Linked DNA regions of Homo sapiens: regions 1, 3 and 4 are each linked to region 2. Evidence: chromatin loops called from intact Hi-C (ENCODE). Cell type or tissue: GM12878. All regions are shown on one strand. Region 1 has its middle 48 kb from the start of LINC01216. Region 2 overlaps LINC01218 (long intergenic non-protein coding RNA 1218). Region 3 overlaps PPP3CA (protein phosphatase 3 catalytic subunit alpha). Region 4 has its middle 130 kb from the start of LINC01218.

Region 1 (5,000 bases), 100 kb before region 2:
AAAACTTAAAATTGAATTAAAATCATCTAGTGACTGGAAATAATGTAGTACCCCAGCAAAGGAAAACATACGAGAGTATTCTCTGTTCCATTCCATCAAAGAGAAAAAAACACACTTCGGGGAAAAAAAAAAGAAAAAAATTTAAAAACTCAATTTTCTACAGAGCCTGACTAGAAACTGTTATGTCTCTCAGGTAAATATATAGTCAGTCCATTTGCAGAGGCTAATGGATGACTTAATTAAGGCCTGACAAGATTTTCTGGGATAATAGATAAAGGATAATTCCCATTTAATAGCCCCCTTTAGATAAGATAATACTGGTATTATTAATAATTTCTCCAGGCATTTCCCATCTTAATGAAGAATTAACACAGGAGTTCACCTTAACATTTGGAACATCTTGCCAAATAGTACAATCTGGAGTCTCTATTTTTGTTCAGTCAAAAAGCTTGACAGCTAGCTGTGGCAGGTTATTAATCTTTGTGTTGACTTCAAGTATAATATCAGAGTGGTGACTTGTCTGGGAGGTTTGTCAGAATGAATTGTTTTCTGAGATAGCAGATGGTTTGGAAATCATCTGCCATGACAGACTGAACAGACTAGAGTTTCAATTCTCTGTTCCTGGGGTGGTGATGAGAAGGACACACACAGGAAATCAACTCTCCTGGTTTAACTGAAAACGGCTATGCACTGGACGGTCAGAGCACAAACTAGTAACAACTATGAAAGATAAATAAGAGGCAGGTGGGAAGTTCCTAATTAACTCCCATCTACTTCAAGTTAATTTCCCTGACTCTACATTATTGCACATATGAGGAAACTCAATTTATGCATATCAAGACTTGATTTTATAATTTTGCTTTTGAAAAATGAGATAATCAACAACAGAAGGAGTATATTAACTAGAGACCTGGATTACAGTGATTCAGAGTGAGGTATCAGGTAATTGAATCTAGTCAGTTTATTCAGAGCAGGATGCAAATAAGTAATTTGGACATTTTGAATGAGCTCTGCCAAGTTAAAAGCCTCATGAAAATTTTGTAAATAGGCTATGCACTTTAATGTAATCTGAGAATAGAGGGTGGTTTACAATAATTTCAGATTTCTATTTAGCTATTATTATTATTACAGTTTTTAAAATGTTTCCCCTGACATCCTTCCTGTGTAAATGAATATGTCCCAGGGACACTCCAGTAAATGAGATGAACTAATGTAAAATATTAAATAATTCATGTCCTTGGAAGCCACTGAGACTTTGCTCATGTTTTCAGATAAAGTAAACCAATGTTGTGATGCAGAAAAAGGCATCTGCATTTGAAAATATCTCAAGTATTATCTTTTAAGCCTAAATGTGTACTTAATTTAAAAAGAAGAAAAGGGAGCATGTTAAAGAATGTATCAGGCACCATTTAAAAATAGTAGAGATAACTAACAAGATTTTGATTTTCTTTTTTTTGCAAGGGGAAAGGGGAGCTCATTTTACTGCCTTTGCCATCATTTCTATGACTATGAATTAAACTGGAGTGTAACAATGAAGTTAAGTGAAATCTGGAGAGGAGCCTGGGACAAAGGAGGCAGTATTGTGGAGTAGGAGGTAGTACGAAATTAATAAGGCCTGGGATATTTGTGTTCTTAGTCCTACTCCCATCAAAGTCAGACCGTGGGGTTGTTATATAACCTCTCAGGAACAGTGTGTTCTTGTCTGTGAAATGAAATAATAATAACATTAGCCTCACAGGGATGTTATCAAAATTAAATGTACAAGCAGAATTAAGTGTTTGCCACAGAGAAGGCACAGAAAATTTAGAAATTACCTAACTACTCTGTTTAGGAAAGGACTTTATACTGCCAGCTTTGCCCAAAAGCGAATTTCTGGACATTTCTAGACATCCCTTCAGCAGTGACAGGGCTAAACTAACGGGATTGTGGGTTACTTTGAAAGCAAATTCCTTGGTTTTAAATTCTAACTCTGCCAATTAGCAGTTGTGTAACAGCTCTTCATTAAACTTATCTTAGTCTCAGTTTCCTCATCTATACAATAAAGACAATAATAATACTTACACCTATTGGATAATTGCAGGAATTAAATGAAATAACCTGCATTAAGAACCTAGTACAGTGTCAAGCACATGGCAGCGACTCTGAATGTTACCTTGGATTATCTATTAGCCCCACGTAAGTATAGCCATGAAAATTTTATCTGCCATAAGGGACAAACATAGAGAATGACTTTTCTCTCTAGCATATCATCTTGTTATGAAAATATGACATATGTGGTTTGTTCCAAAAAGGAACTGTTGCCCTTTTAGCAAACAAGTCTGAGTGATTTCAGTCACTGAGAGGTGAAACTTAAAGTTATTAGTAGTTACACTTTCAATATTTGAAGGCATTAAAGAGTAATTGAAAGTGATCAAGTACTGAAGGAGAGTCAACTCTTAAAACAAGGAGACGACTGGGTGAGCTTGCATTTGCAGAGTTTTTCTCTTGTGGGCACACCTCAGTCCTTACTGTGTGGCAAGGCTGAAGTTCAAGGAAAGACCATATTGTTACTGGCTTGATGAGTCAGAGGACAGAATTTGGAACTGCCAGAATGGCTAGAAAATCAAAGGACAAATGAAGAAAAGCTTTTAATGCTGTATATTATCTGCCGAGGTCCTAAGCTGAACCTTGAACTCCATATGCATGAAGGAGACATCAAAGAGAAATTAAGGCTATAGCTAGAAGGGTAAGATAAATGAGCCAAGATTTCAACCGATACTTACAGCAGGCATTACAGAATTCAGAGTTTGATTGCAGTCAAAGATAATTTCTTGTTAAAATCAAAATAATCATTCTTTAGCAGCAGATTTCAGAATACAAAGTATCTATAATATATTATTTATAATATTCAGCATATAATAAAAAAATCACTAAATATGTGAAAAGCAGAAAGTGTGGCCCATTATTTCAAGAAGACAGCAGTCAGGGTCAGGCGTGGTGGCTCACGCCTGTAATCCCAGCACTTTGGGAGGCCAAGGCGGGTGGATCACGAGATCAGGAGATCGACACCATCCTGGCTAACACGGTGAAACCCCATCTCTACTAAAAATACAAAAAATTAGCCAGGCATGGTGGTGGGCGCCCATAGTCCCAGCTACTCGGTAGGCTGAGGCAGGAGAATGGGGTGAACCCTGGAGGCAGAGCTTGCAGTGAGCAGAGATGGTGCCACTGCACTCCAGCCTGGGCAACAGAGCGAGACTCCGTCTCAAAAAAAAAAAAGAAAGAGAAAAAGGAAACGGTAGTCAGTAAAACTGACTCTAACAGGTTGGAATATATAGATGAGGACTTTAAAGCAGTTATTATAAATATATTCAAGGATGGACAAAGAAAATATTATAAAAATGAATAAACAGATGGGAAATCACAGCAGATAAATGAGCACTATTTAAAAACAATCAAATAAAAATCCTAGGAGTTAAAATTATAATATCTCAAATGAAAATGTCAGTAAATTTGAAGACATATCGAAAGAATTGTCCAATCTGATAAAACAAGCTCACAAACATATATGTAATTCAAATTTTACAAGGAAAAACAGAGAGATAATAGGACAGAAAAATATCTGAATACTGTTCATTAAAAATATCCCCAATCTGATGATAAACAACAATTTATAGATCCAAAAACTTCAGTAAACCCCAAGCAAGTTAAAAACAAAGAAAACAAGGAGCCATATCACAGACAAAATCCTGAAAACTGAAGAATTATGTTAAAGTAACAAAATGTTGAAAGCAGCCAGAAAAATGACTTATTCCATAAAGGAAGAAGGTGGTAACACCAATGACTGACTTATCAGAAAGAATAAAAGCCATAAGACACTAAAAACATCTTTACAGTGCTGAAAGAAAAGGAAAAATAACTGTCAACCTAGAATTTTATAGTCAGCAAAAATATCCTCTGGAAATGATGCCAAAATATAGGTATTTATTAGATAGCAAAACTGAGAATTTACTGCTAAGTAAATTACATCAGGATGCAGAGAAATGACACCAGATAGATATGTGAATCTACAGGAGGTAAAGAAGAGCAACAGATATGGTAAATATGTAAGGAAATACACTTTTTAAATAATTTATTTAAAAGATATATGCCTCTTTAAGAAAAATGTTGTAATACCCTACTATGGAGTTTATAACATATAGATATCATATATGCACACAATATATGGCACTAGTACAAAAAATGGGTTCAGCAAATGGAACTATACAGTGGCACAATTCTTATACTTTATGTGGTACAATACTAACACTTAGTAGAATGTGATAGGTTAGGATTTATATTGTAATCCCTACAGCAAACACTGAAAAATGCTAAGAGGTGTAACTTAAAGCACAATAGAGTAATCAAAATGAAATATTTAGAAAATTATTAACTAAGAGAAGGAAGTAAAATGAACTAAATATTCATATTGAAAAGCAATGTTTGTAAGACTGGATAAGAAGCAAGACCTAATTATATGTTGTAAAAAAGAGATGTAAGCTAAATATAAAGGTAAAGGTAGGAGTCAAAGGAATGAACAGATGGGAAAATATATATTTATATATTATTTGAATAGTAAAAATAACAAAAATAGAATCAGTATAACAGACAAAATAGACATCAGATAAGGAGTATTGCCAGAGATAAAGTGGATCATTTTATAATGATAAAATAATCAGAAGGGTATAGATGTGTATGAGCCTGAATATAGAATTTCAAAACTTGAATTAAAAACTGAGATATCTAGAAAGAAAAGTAAACAAATCTTCATTATAGCTGGAAATTTTAACATCCCTCTTTCACTAATTGGTATAATAGTGATTGATTATAATTAATAGAACATCTAGATGAAAAATCAGCAAGAATGTCTGAAGAAGACAGGAACAATGCTATTAACCACTTTGACCTAATTCACATTTATAAAACATTATATGCAACAAATGTATAAAACAATTATTTTAAAATGCACAAGACACATTCAC
Region 2 (5,000 bases):
AATGAACCGCATTCTGGCCATTGCACATGCCAGCTTTGTGACCCATAACTGGTCAAACTGATCTCCTCCTATTCATGTAACCCTTGGTGAAGAATATACCCTCTCTATCGTGTCTTAGAAAGCAAAGTACTGATATTACATTAATGCTAAGAAAGTTCTATGTCGCACCCAATATCCAAGCCAAGGAAAGGGCCTGCAGGGTTTTTTTTGTTTGTTTTTTTCTGAAACATTTCTCTAGATGTCATCATTTCCATTTTCAAGACACAATTACAGCAAAGATTTTAATCACCTTGGATTTTAGTCTACCACTAAAACTTTCTAACTGCATCTCTACCTTCAAAACTTTATGCTGCACATAACCACAGAAACCATTTTCTTAAATGTAGTGTGATAATACTGTTTCCTGGACTAAAAGCCTACAGCTGACTTCAGTCATTCCTTATGCTCCTTCTAAATTCTTAATCATGAAGAAAGTTCTTTTTGGCACATCCATTTTCAGTTATGCTTCTTCTTCTCTACTCACATTTGGATCTGTCTCTTGTGTTATACAAGCTTCCTTAATACCCAGACACAAGTCCAGTTTCTGAATTTGGGCCCATTTGTACTTACTCTCTTCTCTCAGGAATGTCTTTCCTATTCCTTTTTCATAAAACTATGCCCCTTGCTCCTTCAGCACATCACTCAAAACTCAAGATCTCAACAAAAAAACTGCAGGCAAACTACAAAGACTTTGATCACATAAGCCATTCAAGCATCATCTCAGCACTCCTGGACATATAGAGTTTTATCTATCATAGTTATACACTTAATTACACCAATTATACCATCAGAAGTATGAAATGGTGGCTAAATATGAATAATTGAAGTCAGACTGGGTTCATATTTTCACTTCTTACTAGCTATGTGGCCTTGGTCTAATTATTTAACTCTATTTTTAAATTTTTGTCACTTGTAAAATAAAAAGGTATCGTGAGATTCATTCATTCATTCATTCATTCAGTAAATATTTATCAAGTATCTGCTCCATGACTGGAACTGTTATCATTGTTAATAATACAACAGTAAAAAATAGGAGAGAAAAATATCTAACCTCATGGAGCTTTTGGTTTGTAGGAAAAATATGACACATTAACACAAAGATTCTCACATAGTAAGCACTAAATAAATGTTAGCTACTAACAATATTATTAAGTTAAAATTGTATGGTAACTTGAGGAAATTAGTGAATGTTTCATGGAGAAAATGTAATATGCTTTTAGTGCTACCTCTGCAAGAATTTTGTGAGCATTGAACCAGATGTTACATTTAAAGGACTTAGCATAGTGCCTGGACCATAACTAACAATTAGTAAATGGCCATTGCTGGTGTAGCTATTGCTGTTGTTATAAATGAAAACGTTTAAAGTATTCCCTTCCTTAGTATGGTATAAGAAAGTTTAATTTGCATAGTCACTAATGTTGTTGTTGCAAATGTCCTATGCTCCCTTAGAAAAGGAGAAAATGAGACATTTCTAATGTCTTATTAGAAATGTCTCATGTCTCTAATGTCTCATTAGAAATGTACTTCATTAGAAATACTAGCTCAGTTGGCTGGATGCGGTGGCTCACGCCTGTAATCTCAGCACTTTGAAGGGCCAAGGTGGGCGGGTCACTTGAGGTCAGGAATTCGAGACCAGCCTGACCAACATGGCAAAACCCTGTCTTCACTAAAAATACAAAAAAATTAGCCGGACGTGGTGGCACACACCTGTAATCTCAGCTACTTGGGAAGCTGAGGTAGGAGAATTGCTTGAACCCGAGGAGGTACAGGTTGCAGTGAGCTGAGACTGAGCCACTGCACCCCAGCCTGGGTGACAGAGCTAGACTCTGTCTCAAAAAAAAAAAAGAAAAAGAAAAAGAAAAAGAAAAAACTAGCTCATAGGATTCTCCACTGATGCCATGTTTGTTGCTGATCCTCTCCCTGTAGCCACTTTTTAAACTTATTCATGTAATGAGAAAATTGCAAATTTTTTTAATACCCCTTTGAGTATGTCAGTGATTGTGCATCTATGACAAAATACATCTTCCCTAGACCAAATGTGACAGAATCTGTTGAGCAAAGTGCTGCATGCACAGAAACAGAGAAGGAGCAGGTTCAAGAGAATGTGTTCCAGAGATTCAAGAAACACTATTTATTGGCAATTTTGTCTAGATCTGATTTGTTTAAATCTGAATCATAAGACAGCCTTGATATCAAGTAATTACTTTCCTTTAGATCAAGGTTACTAAGGGAAATAGTCTTGACTTTGAACTACATAGCTGAAGTAAAAAGGGAACTTGTTTTACAGATAAGTAGCCTCAAGGCAAAGGTAGGATGAGAGACAAAAGTTTCATTGATAGAGAAATAAGGCTTGCAAGTGGCCCCCCCTTTAATGCCTTTATGCCTTTTTGAAAGGAATTCTACATCTTGCAAACTAAACTGACTGAACATACCTCTGAGATTAATCACTGGAGTTGTCAAAAAAGCCTTCTCTAAACTATTTTAAGAAGACCTTGGGTATCATCTAACTCATTCCCTCACTGACTCATTTGACTCAGCTGTCACTCATACCATGTAGAAAGAACCTGAAATGTTCCCTCATTTACTTCTTACAAAAACCCCATTTTACTAATGAAGTAAATGAAGTTTAGTAATATTGAACATATTTCTCAAGATTACCTACCTGGCAAGTTGGTAGGTATAAGCCACAATGCAAACCCTGGTCCGTTGAGCCAGTGCTTTATTCTTGTGGCTCACTATGGTTTGGGGATTGCTTTACTAGTATGAGTGTGGGGGACTTCCACCATCACTGCCACTCACTGGAGTTTCAATGCTTTATGCTCCTTTGTTTGGGCATAAGAGTGTCACAGAAGCATGTCCTGATGGTGTTCGTATGGAATAAGTCAGATGAGGGTGGAGCAAAAGCTCAGGATTCTAATGACCTTGAACTCTGTTGCATGTCACTGGTGATGGTAGTGGCTGTTGACACAGGAAAGAGTGAACCAAGGGGAAACTGACTTGCACCAGGCTCTTGAATGAAGTATTGGATGGTGTTGACTCAAATGATATTTGAACAGTCTGCAGAGGATGACTCAGCTCATACACAACTCCTAGGTGCTTTTTCCTGTCCATGTTGCCTATTTAAGTCGGGTGACACTCTAGACCATTGCTATTCTAAGTGCGCAGCTTTGTTACACCTGGGAGCTTGAAAGAAATGCAAAATCTTGGGCTCCAATCCAGGCCTCCTGAATCAGTGTTTGCATTTTAATTAGATTCCCAGTTGATTGATATGCACATTAGATTTGAGAAGCACTCCAGTGTGTTGCTCCTATACAAGCTTGAGATACAAGAAATCTTTGTGAGGCTGTCTATGGTCTCATCTGTATAGGCCTCCTGACAAACTGTCAATCTAGCTGCTGTTCTGGGAACCTGCCTAGTAAACAGAACTGAGGTTTCCACTCCTTTGGAGACAGCAATCCTTCTATTCCCATTACCTACCCCCTGTCTCCTCTTTCCAGCTCATAGGAATTTTTAGTTTCTACTCTGTGTGGGCCCTAGCCTCTTTCTAACGTTTGTCCTAAACATTTCCTCCATTTTTGCTTAGGTCCACTAAGGGCTTAAATGCTTTTGGAATGAAAGAACCTGAGAGATTAGAAATCTACCTCTGATTTCTACCTTGCCTCAGCCTTGAGCTGAAGCATTTAAATAGAACTAATTTCCTACCTGAATTAGGAAAAAATAAAGAAGTAAATGGGGAACATGATTAATTTATCAAAGAAGTATTCAACCACACTTACATCTGATACATATGTTTGAAGCATGTTCTCAACAGCATATTTCTGCTCATGTCATTGCAGTTTGTAGATTTCTATAAACAAAGGCCTATGCCTTTCTACCTTGCATTCACATAGATGTTAGAAACATACCTGGATAATTCTGACTAACTTAAAACACCTCTGGCTCTGAGATCACTCAGCTAGGAAGTGAGCACAATTCCTTACACTTTGAGCTTATGGGGAGGCTGACCAGTCTAGAGAATAGCAGTGAGTGTGCTGATACTCATCACTTACTGTCTGTCACAACTCTGTCACTTACTGCCTAACTGTCACTTATACCTGAGAGAGATTGTTTGTTTGTTTGTTTGTTTGTTTGTTTTTGAGGCAGGATCCCACTCTGTAATGGAGGCTGGAATGCAATGGCACAATCATAGCTCACTGCAGCCTCCAATTCCTGGGATCAAGTGATTCTCCTGCCTCAGCCTCCTGAGTAGCTGGAACTACAGGTATGTGCCACCACACCTAGCTAATTTTTTTTTAAGTAGAAACAGGGTCTCTATGTTGCCCAGGCACTGGTCTTGAACTCCTGAGTTCAAGAGATCCTCCTGCCCAAAGTGCTGGGATTACAGGTATGAGCTACCGTGCCCAGCCTTGAGAGAGTTTTCATGTAAATGTTACTACAGTATCTGTCATATGGCATGCCTGATAAAGTTGAGCTTCTGTTATCATTTCTGAATTACTACTCATGAAACATTGATTTTCACCTGCGGCAACTGAAATACTATGAATACTAATCTAGACTTTTAGTTTTGAAAATTATTATATAAAATTTTTGGTTGGCACCATCATCATAATACTATGTTTATTAAGCATTAACTGTGTGTCACATTCTCATACATTATCATGCATATTCTTCACAATTCTTGGGAGACTGTTTCTATGTGTATCTTGCTTTTTCACCAAATCACCAAACTTATTTCTTCTTTTCCTGGGCACACAACTAGAGACTAGATGGGAAGCCACCTTTGCATGTTGGTGTGGCCACGTAACTAAATAAAGTAGAATGTGTGAGGAAAAAAGATTTTGCTACCATGAGGGCTGGCCCATTAACACTCAGCATATTCAATCCCACGTTCTTTCCTTTTCCATAGAAACCTGAGAATTATATGGTAAAGATGGAGGAGCTACAAGTAAGGGGGAGTCACC
Region 3 (5,000 bases), 320 kb after region 2:
TGACAAATATATGAAATTGAAGTGATATAAATAATGTCAAAATATTATGAAAACCTAACATGTGAAAAACACTTTTTAAGAAAACATTCACATATACTATTTTCCTTAATCCTCAAATAAAACAGTAAACAATCCAAGTATTTTAATTTATGTAAACAGTTTAAGGAAACTAGGCCGGGCATGGTGGCTCACTCCTGTAATCCCAGCACTTTGGGAAGCTGAGGCAGGTGGATCACAACGTCAGGAGATCAAGACCATCCTGCTAACACAGTGAAACCCCGTCTCTACTAAAAATACAAAAACAAAATTAGCCAGGTGTGGTGGCAGGCACCTGTAGTCCCAGCTACTAGGGAGGCTGAGGCAGGAGAATGGTGTGAACCCAGGAGGCGGAGCTTGCAGGGAGCTGAGATCCCACCACTGCACTCCAAGCCTGGGTGACAGAGTGAGACTCCGTCTCAAAAAAAAAAAAAAAAAAAAGGACAACCCATTAAAGGTATTTTGGCTGACCAGTGATAGGGTCAAGCCCAGGATTCTTTTAACTCCTACTAATGTTCATACAAATTTATGCAGACATTCAGAAGACAAAGACAGCCTTTCTGTGTCCTCTAAGTACCCAGATTATGCCTTGCATCTGTACATTGTGGGAGCTCACAAATACTTTATTCGACCCCTAAAAGAATATGACAGATGTGGAAACAGTGCTTTGGGTATATGCCAGGAAAGAGTGAACATGAACAGAGTCCTGATAAATTTACAAAGTGGAATGGATCTTCTACCCAAAGTGACTTTTGAGGGTTTTTTTTGTGTTTTTTTTTTTTTTTTTTTTTGTCGTTGTTGCTGTTTGTTGGGTTTGCTTGTGTGCTTTTGTCCTGTAACTACTCAATAAATAACACAAAAGATAAAAGGCTTTGAGAACCTTAACTCTTTTTTCTATTGGCTTGGGGTGTAAATCCACTGCAACAACTATTACTACTTGAAAAGATATGCTAGAGTAAATAGAACAATACAGTTAAATTCACCTGAAGTCTTTAAAATCTTTTTTTTTTCCGGGTATTTTTAAGCCATGTGGCAAAAAGGCATTACCATACAATTTTAGCTGTTGGTAACAAATTATCTCTTTTACATTGCTTTCCCAACTAATTCTGCATAGCACTTTCATATTTTACTAGAATAGTATTATGACTAGAAGTGAATGATTAGCATAAAAATTCTCTAAACTATTAATGAATAATTTACATAGCAATTTTTAAAAGGTAATTCATAATTGTCCAAACATCACTCTCAGTTTCCTAAAGGAGATTACTTGTGAAAACACTCATTTGTCAGTTTTAAAGTGGAACTCATCCTATATTTCTCTTTGCAATTTACTCTTCAAATTAAACTAGATTTTAGTGTATATCCATGCTGAGTTCTGAGTGCAGAATTCAGCACTAATGACTTAATAATATTATCATTTTCAAGATACTGGCCTTTCAAGACACAGATCTCAGCAGCCCAGTGCATGCCCTATGCAAACACTGGGCCCTGTAATGACAGGGAAGTGCTGGGAGATTTGATCAGCTCTCCTCAGCAGCACTTAGAAGATTAGTCATGCAATATTAGGCCTTGAGGACACTTTCTTTTCCCCTCTTCTTTCCTTTATCAGTATTATCTTCTCTGGGTAAGATGCATTACCTATGTGATTCAGAATAAGATGAAAAATTGGGCCCTAATATGTTTATATTTTTACTTAAGAAGAAGAAACTCAAAGTCCTTTTTTTGAAGTCATTTTTGGCAAAAGTCAAATGTATCTGTGACCAAGTTATAAACATTGTGTTATGGACAAAGAGAAATGATATTAGAATTATCATGCAGAATGACTGCAGGTGTCAAAAGCATTCCCAATATGTGTACACAGTAACAGAATTATGATTCTGTCTCTCCATCCACAGACACTCATTTCTTTGAGTCACATGATTGAATTTAACAGAAACAATATTATCTGTTTTTAGTATTCTACCCACATAAAGTAAATTAGTGGGGATTTGAGCTTAAATTATCTATGAGATACTTTTCACTAGTAGTACATTTCATAGAATACTGAATCATTTTGATTACTTGCTCATGAGTCAAAAAAGAGGCTAAAACATAATGGAGACAGAAATAATACTTAAAATCTAAAGATACCATAAAACCAATGTTTTATTTCTCTGCTCAAAACCCTGCAGTGGGCCACACATGGTGGCTCCCAGTACCTTGGGAGGCCGAGGTGGGTGGATCACTTGAGGTCAGGAGTTCGAGATCAGCCTGACCAAAATGGTGAAACCCCGCCTCTACTAAAAATACAAAAATTAGCTGGGCGTGGTGGCTCATGCCTGTAATCACAGCTACTTGACACGCTGAGGCAGGAGAATTGCTTGAACCCAGGAGGTGGAGGTTGCAGTGAGTCCAGATCACGCCACTGCATGCCAACTTGGGCAAAAGAGAGAGACACTATCTCAAAAAAACAAACAAAAAACCCCTGCAGTGTCATATTTGAATTGTGTTATGGCCCCCACTCCTTCTCTAACCACAGCTTCCCTCTCTCCTAGTCATTAATTTTGCTTCGGCCACAGTGGTCATGCTCTCCTAAAAATACCAGGCCAATTCTTACCTCACGTCCTTTGCACTTCCTTTACCTACAGAATTATTCCCCTTAAACATGTCCTCTGCTCTCCTCTTTATTTATTGAGTACCCTACTGAAGAGTTATTTCCTCAGAAAGGTCTTCCCTGATCCCCATCTCTTGTATTTCCTACCTGACACTTTCTATCTCTTCTTTAATATTCTTTCACAGCACTTGTTACAACCTCACTTATTTTGTATTCTTTAAATTTACCAGTTTCTTTGTCTCTCCCTACTAGAACACAGCTTCCCAAGAACGGAGACTGTTCACTCCTGCATCCTGACTTATTAATCAGTGACTGCCTCAAAAAGTTTCTTAATTGAGTGAACGAATGAATGTATAGGATGGGTGATACAAAGGCTGAACTTACACTTATAACACAAAGTGGTAAATATAATCTCAGATTCCACTTAGTTGCGGTACAATAAAACTTAACATTAGCATGTCAATGGAGGATGATAGGAAAAGGCACTCCAATCGTCAAGCATTTCACACCATTTAGAGGAGGAAACAAGGTAAAAAAAAAAAAAAAAGAAGAAGTTATTGTGGTCTACCACAAATTATCTGTTTGGATAAAAATAATACATAATACAATTAAAGACACCAACCAAAAATTAGCATGGAAGCAAAGTATACTAGAAACGGTAGACTTTGCCTTCCTGAATAGCATTTTAATTATCTGTACAGAAGTAAGCATTTTATAAATACTAAATTGGACTTCCTGTAAATCTCATCCCCAGGAGCTTGAGGAAATAGGATAACTATTTGTCTATACCTGACTTTGACATACAAGGAAGAGCTGCTTAGTGAATCAGAAAAGATAAGAAAATCGTGATATCGGCAGAGTAGTGGAGACAGTGAGAAAGAGGAAAGCTAAATACAGCCCAAAGCTACATTATAGACTTTCAGAATGAATAGCAACAACAATAATGATAATATCTATCAATCACTGAGTGTCAATTATGGGACCAACACTATACAATGCACCCTACATGCATAACCTCCTTTAACCCTCACAACCTACTCCACCCACCCGCCCCAGCTTTTTTGTAGACACAGGGTTTTACTATGTTGTCCAGGCTGGATTCAAACTTTCAGGCTCAAGCGATCCTCCCACCTCAGCCTCCTGAGTAGCTGGGACCTAGAGGTGTGAGCCACTGAGCCTGGCTTCCCTTCTTTTCTTAAAACAAAGTAAACCTTTAAAAACAACTGTCATAATTAATTCAGGTAAGAAAATAGACACTGGAAACAAACTTGGTAAACATCTTGTAGAATCCATTTTTCCACAGCAAGGCAGCTGGGGATTCCATCATTTTACAGTATTTTTGCTAATATTTAATGATCAGGGAGGCAACAATACTCAAGTGAGGAGTGGCATTTTCTGGAACTGGACTGTGCAAGGCCTCTTTGGCTATATACCTTAATCCCTGTGCTGATCTCACTCTACTTTTTGCCATGTCTCTGGTCAGTTCTCTTTCCCAGCCACCCTTTCAGGAGGTTTCTATACCATCTCCAGGTTTCTCCTTAGCCTTCACTTTCAGCACATAGTTTAATTTCTACCACACAAGTAAGAGAGAAAGTGGGCTGGGATCCACATTCTCTGTTTTCTGGTTCTCTACTTCCTATGTCACGTCACCCTTTCTATCTTCATACTTTTTCTTTCCTTATGGTCTCAGAAGGTCTTTATTCCTACCTAAAGCTAATCAGTCTGCTAGTATTCTCATGACTATTTTCTCAAGGATCACACTCCATCATCAATTATTTACTCCCTTTCTTCTATTTCTAACTTCTTTTCAAATGGTTTCTTTCCCTTTGCCTATAAACACTTGAATGTCTTCCATGGTCATAAAGTTTTCCCTTGTCTCTCTCATTCTCTGTTGCTACTGTCATATAGCTCCTCAGTCAAGCTACCTGAAAGACTAGTCCACCCTGAGTATCTTCCTTTTCCTCACTCTCCCTAATCACTCTTGATTCACTATAATCATAATGGCCTTGTCCCAGGCCATTCTATTCCATTTCTATGGACATATTGCACCAGTTACTTCCTAACTGTCAAACCCAGCAGGTATTCTTGAGTCCACCTCTCCTCAGGTTCCACTAGACTATTGTTCTTTCTCAATCTCTGTGGCCCCACTTCCTTTGATTTTTCATTAATTGCAGGCATTATCCCTGGCTTTGTAATCTCATCCACTTGCATGATTTTACCACTGTCTACACAATGATAGCTCCAGAGTGGTGTCTCTAAACCAGATCTCCCAAATGAACTCCAGAGAAATTACAAACAGCTGTTACAACTGGGTGGTTTCATTTAGGTGTCACATAAAATGCTCATATTCAGCCGATTTAAAATGAATCCA
Region 4 (5,000 bases), 190 kb after region 2:
TCAGAGTCCAACAGCCCATCTAGTGTCTCCTACCCCGCTGCTGATGCCTTTTGGTGACTTCTACAAGCTGATAATTGTTTTCTTAGTTGTACATTCACTTCACAGTAGAAGTCCCTGGTGTTCTGGGCTTTTCAGCTGCTCATAAGCTACCAGTTGCCATTCTGATCTTCAGGTAAACGCTCTATATTTTGAACTTGTTATCCATTTTTATGCTTTCTTTTTGACTGGATTCTGTATTTCATTCCATAATTCCCAGACTGCTGTTAATTTTGTATAGCATTTCTCTGTCTCATTTCATTCTTTCTTCTAATGTTTGATAAGCAGGCCATTGGACACCCACCATTGCCTTCTTTCACAGAGGATTCCCATCTGCTAGAAAATTCCATATATTACACTGTAGTCCCCCTCACTCACTTCTGGCTAGATCCAAATTCAAGTTCCTAAGGAATGAATTGTAAATTATGTTTAGTATATCATATATTTCCCATATGATAGTAGAGGCTAGTTGTGATTCATTCATTCATTCAACAGATATGTATTAAGCACCTAGTTGGAGGAAGAACCTGGGTGTTCTTTAAATAGCTTGCATGTTAATGTGCATACTCAACTCTGGCAACCATCTTGATTTCATATGACATGAGATCAACTAAAATAAAATTTGATTGGAGTGTAACTTGAAAACTCTTAGTAGCTAAATAAAAAAAGTAATGTTTATCTCTATTGGAATAGAAGCAGCAATGGTTCACTGGGAAAGATGGGAGTCATAAAATCCCTTTTAAAATACACTGGGCAAACTGGAGAAAGGTAATTTCAGGGAATAACATTGAAAAACTGTAAGAAGGCAAAAAGAAAGTCTGTTATTTAGGATGCAGGTAAGGTGGAGAGAAGATGGTGGAGCAGACTGACAGTGATGGCCAAAAGGCTGTACTTGAATAGGATAGAGCTGCCAAGTCCTGATAAATGTTAAAGAGGCAGACCAGGAGATTGCTTCAAACTCTGTTTGGTAACAGCAGTAATTTGTTCTTCCAGGGTTCGGATTAAACAATACTTACCTAAGAGAAGAAGCTGTGGCTTCTGACTGGAGATTTTTGCTAGGAATTTGCACTTTTTCAATTTTCATTTCTAAAGACGTATTCCACTTCACTGCCAAAATGGTTTGCTCCAGTCTTTCCCTCAATAAGCAGTGAGCTAGAAAGCAAAGTCTTAGACCTGGCATCCCATTTTCATTATTTCTCTGAGTGTCTTCAGACAACTGAGCGACCAAACTTTTTCATCATTAAAATGGAGCCTAGTCACAGTTGGTCATATGAGCAATTCTGCTTCTTAAATATTTTGTTTGTAATTGTACTCACAATAGCTTTGGCCAAAATTGTTTGGCTGTGTTGAATAATAAAAATGCAGGAATTAATATACAGATATTATAAATAAAATTAGAATGACAAAAGAAAATAAAATTATGCCAGACAGCTTAAGGTTGCAAGCAGGTGATAGATAGAAAGTGTGCCTCTGCCAGGTGCAATCCCAGCACTTTGGGAGACTGAGGCGGGCGGCACAAGGTCAGGAGATTGAGACCATCCTGGCTAACACTGTGAAACCCCGTCTCTACTAAAAAAATACAAAAAATGAGCCGGGCATGGTGGCGGGCGCCTGTAGTCCCAGCTACTTGGGAGGCTGAGGTGGGAGAATGGTGTGAACCCGGGAGGCAGAGCTTGCAGTGAGCCCAGATCGCATCACTGCACTCCAGCCTGGGTGACAGAGCGAGATTCTGTCTCAAAAAAAAAAAAAAAGAAAAAGAAAGAAAGTGTGACTCTCGGATGTCTCTTTCCTGTCAGGGCTGCATGTGGCACAGCTGTGGGGAGGATGGATTGGAATGACTCAAGGAAACTGGCCTCCAGAACCCAAAGGAAAATAAAAGTGTCAGAAGATTTGAGGAGAAACATCTGGAAGCAAGAACAATTAACTTCGTGTTTTCAGGTGACTTTCTATGTGCAGTAGTATAATTAATTTTTCTCTACTACCTTTTTTTAAGAGCTGAAAAACCTGAGGAAATTGCTTTAATTGTTGTAGTTGTAAAACAAGTCATAGATGAGAAGCTGGACCTATGTGCTAAATTAAACACAGCAACATTCTATCCTTTTTTTAGCTACTATATTTATGACCTAAGTGGCTCATTTTACACATAATATCTACTCCATGCAAAAAGCTTTGGTAATAGGAGGTCAAAAACATTTGTTATGAGATTAATTAGCCACCTTCTATGCTGGTTCCCCAAAGTATCAGCTATGCCTTAGGACATACTCTGAGAAGAGTTTAAAGTTAAAATGTTCTTTACAAGAAAAGAACACTGGAAAATAAATTAAAATTGAAGGGGGGAAAAAAGGGTTTCAGCGCAGATGACCTGGTTTGTGATGGAAAAAGAGGTCAGGTATAATGTAGCATTCCATTTCATTTTTAAAATGAAAAATGCCTACATATTGGCAGGAAAAGTCTGGTCTTCTGATTCAGCCAAGGAGGTCAGGTTAAAACTTTATTTTTTAAAGAAATAGATCGTATAACTGGTTGCTTGAAATTAATTGGAATTTGGTACAATTGGAGAACCATTTTCCCTGAAGACTCATTCCTCTTAAATTGAGCAAATGTCAGCATCAGACATTAAAATACTAATGTTTGTCTTCTAATTCTCAAAGACGTATTGTGTGTGTTTCCTGTGGACATGTACACATGAACTTTCCTAGGCTGGTGTAAATGATTCATACCAGGCTGTCTGTGACCATTGATCCCTTAAATGAAAGCAGCATTTTAGAAACTATTAGTGAACTAGAAAAAGAAAGAATGATTAGAACCGTAAGTGTAACCCTTTCAGATTCAATGTCTTCTTTTTAAAACAAATATTTTTTATCTATTAGTATTTAGTTTTTATTAATTTCTTAACATTTAAATTTATATACATTAAAACTAGCGGTAGTTTCGATGTACATTTCTGAGTTTTAACACATGTATAGATTGATAGAACCACCACCACAACCAAGTAAAAGAATAGTTCCATCACACTCCAAAATTCCTTCATCCTTTCTCTTTGACCTTTACCCCCACCAGAACTCCTGAGAATCATTTGCCCATGTAACCTGTCACAATAGCTTTGCCTTTTCCAGAATGTCATGAAAATGGAATCTTATACTAAGTAATCTTTCGAGAGTGACTTCTGTTTGGGTCAACTCTTCATCATGTTTCCACACATCTTGTGGTAGCTTTTGTTCTGGGCTGTCCTTTTGAGGCCGTTTTCTATGATAGTTTCAAGGATGTTTGTTAAGATAGAGGTACTGTCTTCTTTTGAGGCAAACATTGGGCATAATTGCTGGAGCTCCTTTTATAAGGCTGGGGCGGTGCGGGGGGAGGTTTCTTTCTCTTTTTCCTTTTTTTTTTTTTTCTGAGGTGGAATCTCGCTCTGTCGCCCAGGCTAGAGTGCAATGGTGCCAACTCAACTCACTGCAACCACCACCTCCCAGCTTCAAGCGATTTTCCTGCCTCAGTCTCCTGAGTAGCTGGGATTTCAGGCACCTGCCACCACACCTGGCTAATTGTTTTTGCATTTTTAGTAGAGACAGGCTATCACCATGTTGGCCAGGTCAGTCTCAAATTCCTGACCTCAAGTGCTTCACCGGCTTCAGCCTCTCAAAATGCTGGGATTACAAGAATGAGCCACCGTGCCTGGCTGGCCAAGGCTATGAGTTGTCTTTTTTTTTTTTTTTTTTTTGAGACGGAGTCTCGCTCTGTCCCCCAGGCTGGAGTGCAGTGGTATGATCTTGGCTCACTGCAAGCTCTGCCTCCCAGGTTCACGCCATTCTCCTGCCTCAGCCTCTCGAGTAGCTGGGACTACAGGCGCCGGCCACCACGCCCGGCTAATTTTTTGTATTTTTAGTAGAGACGAGGTTTCACCATGTTAGCCAGGATGGTCTCGATCTCCTGACCTCGTGATCCGCCCGTCTCGGCCTCCCCAAGTGCTGGGATTACAGGCGTGAGCCACCGTGCCTGGCCGGCTGTGGGTTTTCTAAGGTAGAGTTCCTCAGCTGTGACAAAAACTCATGTTCATCTGAGTCTGCCACTGCATTGTGCCCATGGGTTGGGGACTAGAGGAACTGACTGAATCATGAAGCACATGCTGGCTGCTGTGCTGTGAGTAATTAAGTTGTCTCTGACCCAGGAGTCTCTTGTTTTCTGTCAGCATCTATGACACTGTGGTGGGCAAAATTGTTAACTCTGAAGCAAGATAAAGCCTCAGACACTTCACAATTCTTCATACTTCCTCCACTTAACATAATGTGTTTTGAGGCATTAGGTTATTTTATGTAGCATTAGTGTATCAGTTTCCTAGGGCTGCTGTAACAAACTATCAAAGGTTGGGTGGCTTAAAACAACACAAATTCATTTTCTCAGGAGGCTGGTGACCACAAGTCTGAAATTAAGGTGCCAACTGGGCTGTGCTCACTCTTGACATCTTTTCTTGATTCTTCCTGGCTTCTGGTGGTTTGCCAGAAACCATTTGTGTTCCTTGACTGGCAGTTACATAACTAAAATCTGTTTTCTTTGCCACATGGCATTCTTCCTATGTATGTGTCTATTTTCATATGGCTCCTTTTATATGGACACCAGTCATATTGAATTAGGAAGCCACCCTATTACAGTATGACCTCTTCTTAACTAATTACATTTTCAATGGCCCTATTTCTAAATGAGGTCACATTGTGAGGTACTGGGGGTGGGGACTTCAACGTATCTTTTTATGGGGGGGGGGCACAATTCAACCCATAAAAAGTATTGTTATTGCTAACTGCTATTCCATTGGATAGATGTACTACAGTGTGTTTATCCATTTGTCTGTTGAAGAACATTTGTGTTATTTCCAGACTGGTAATTATGAGTGATGTAGCTAAATATTTGTATACAAGTTTTTGTGTGAACATAAGTATTTATTTCTGTAAGGTAACTATCTAGGAGTGGGA

Evidence for each region. Peaks named below come from ENCODE experiments on the same cell type or tissue, not always from the same donor. Only the 100,000 strongest peaks of a DNase experiment are listed, where the experiment ranks them.
Region 1: a loop joins it to region 2, with 2.6 times the contacts of the local background. A loop is called at or near these places in 1 of 110 quality-filtered maps.
Region 3: a loop joins it to region 2, with 2.0 times the contacts of the local background. A loop is called at or near these places in 1 of 110 quality-filtered maps.
Region 4: it touches region 2 in a loop (7-fold over the local background); 1 of 110 quality-filtered maps calls a loop at or near these places.

What each region holds. Positions count from the first base shown.
Region 1 is chr4:100,720,716-100,725,715 of GRCh38, forward strand. No RefSeq gene overlaps it. Among named protein-coding and RNA genes, the nearest start is that of LINC01216, 48 kb to the left of the region's middle. In GM12878, no CTCF peak of the experiment used is centred here; a DNase peak (open chromatin) is centred at 2,396.
Region 2 is chr4:100,820,746-100,825,745 of GRCh38, forward strand. All of the region lies in intron 2 of LINC01218 (long intergenic non-protein coding RNA 1218), which reads right to left. Among named protein-coding and RNA genes, the nearest start is that of LINC01217, 32 kb to the left of the region's middle. RefSeq lists enhancers at 2,415-2,464, 3,835-4,004. In GM12878, no CTCF peak of the experiment used is centred here; DNase peaks (open chromatin) are centred at 2,876 and 3,006; H3K27ac peaks cover 2,125 bases.
Region 3 is chr4:101,138,891-101,143,890 of GRCh38, forward strand. The region is part of intron 2 of PPP3CA (protein phosphatase 3 catalytic subunit alpha); the gene reads right to left. Among named protein-coding and RNA genes, the nearest start is that of MIR8066, 99 kb to the right of the region's middle. RefSeq lists an enhancer at 2,384-2,533. In GM12878, no CTCF peak of the experiment used is centred here; a DNase peak (open chromatin) is centred at 2,581.
Region 4 is chr4:101,011,870-101,016,869 of GRCh38, forward strand. No RefSeq gene overlaps it. Among named protein-coding and RNA genes, the nearest start is that of LINC01218, 130 kb to the left of the region's middle. RefSeq lists an enhancer at 2,647-2,696. In GM12878, no CTCF peak of the experiment used is centred here; DNase peaks (open chromatin) are centred at 1,952, 2,762 and 4,182; H3K4me3 peaks cover 379 bases; H3K27ac peaks cover 341 bases.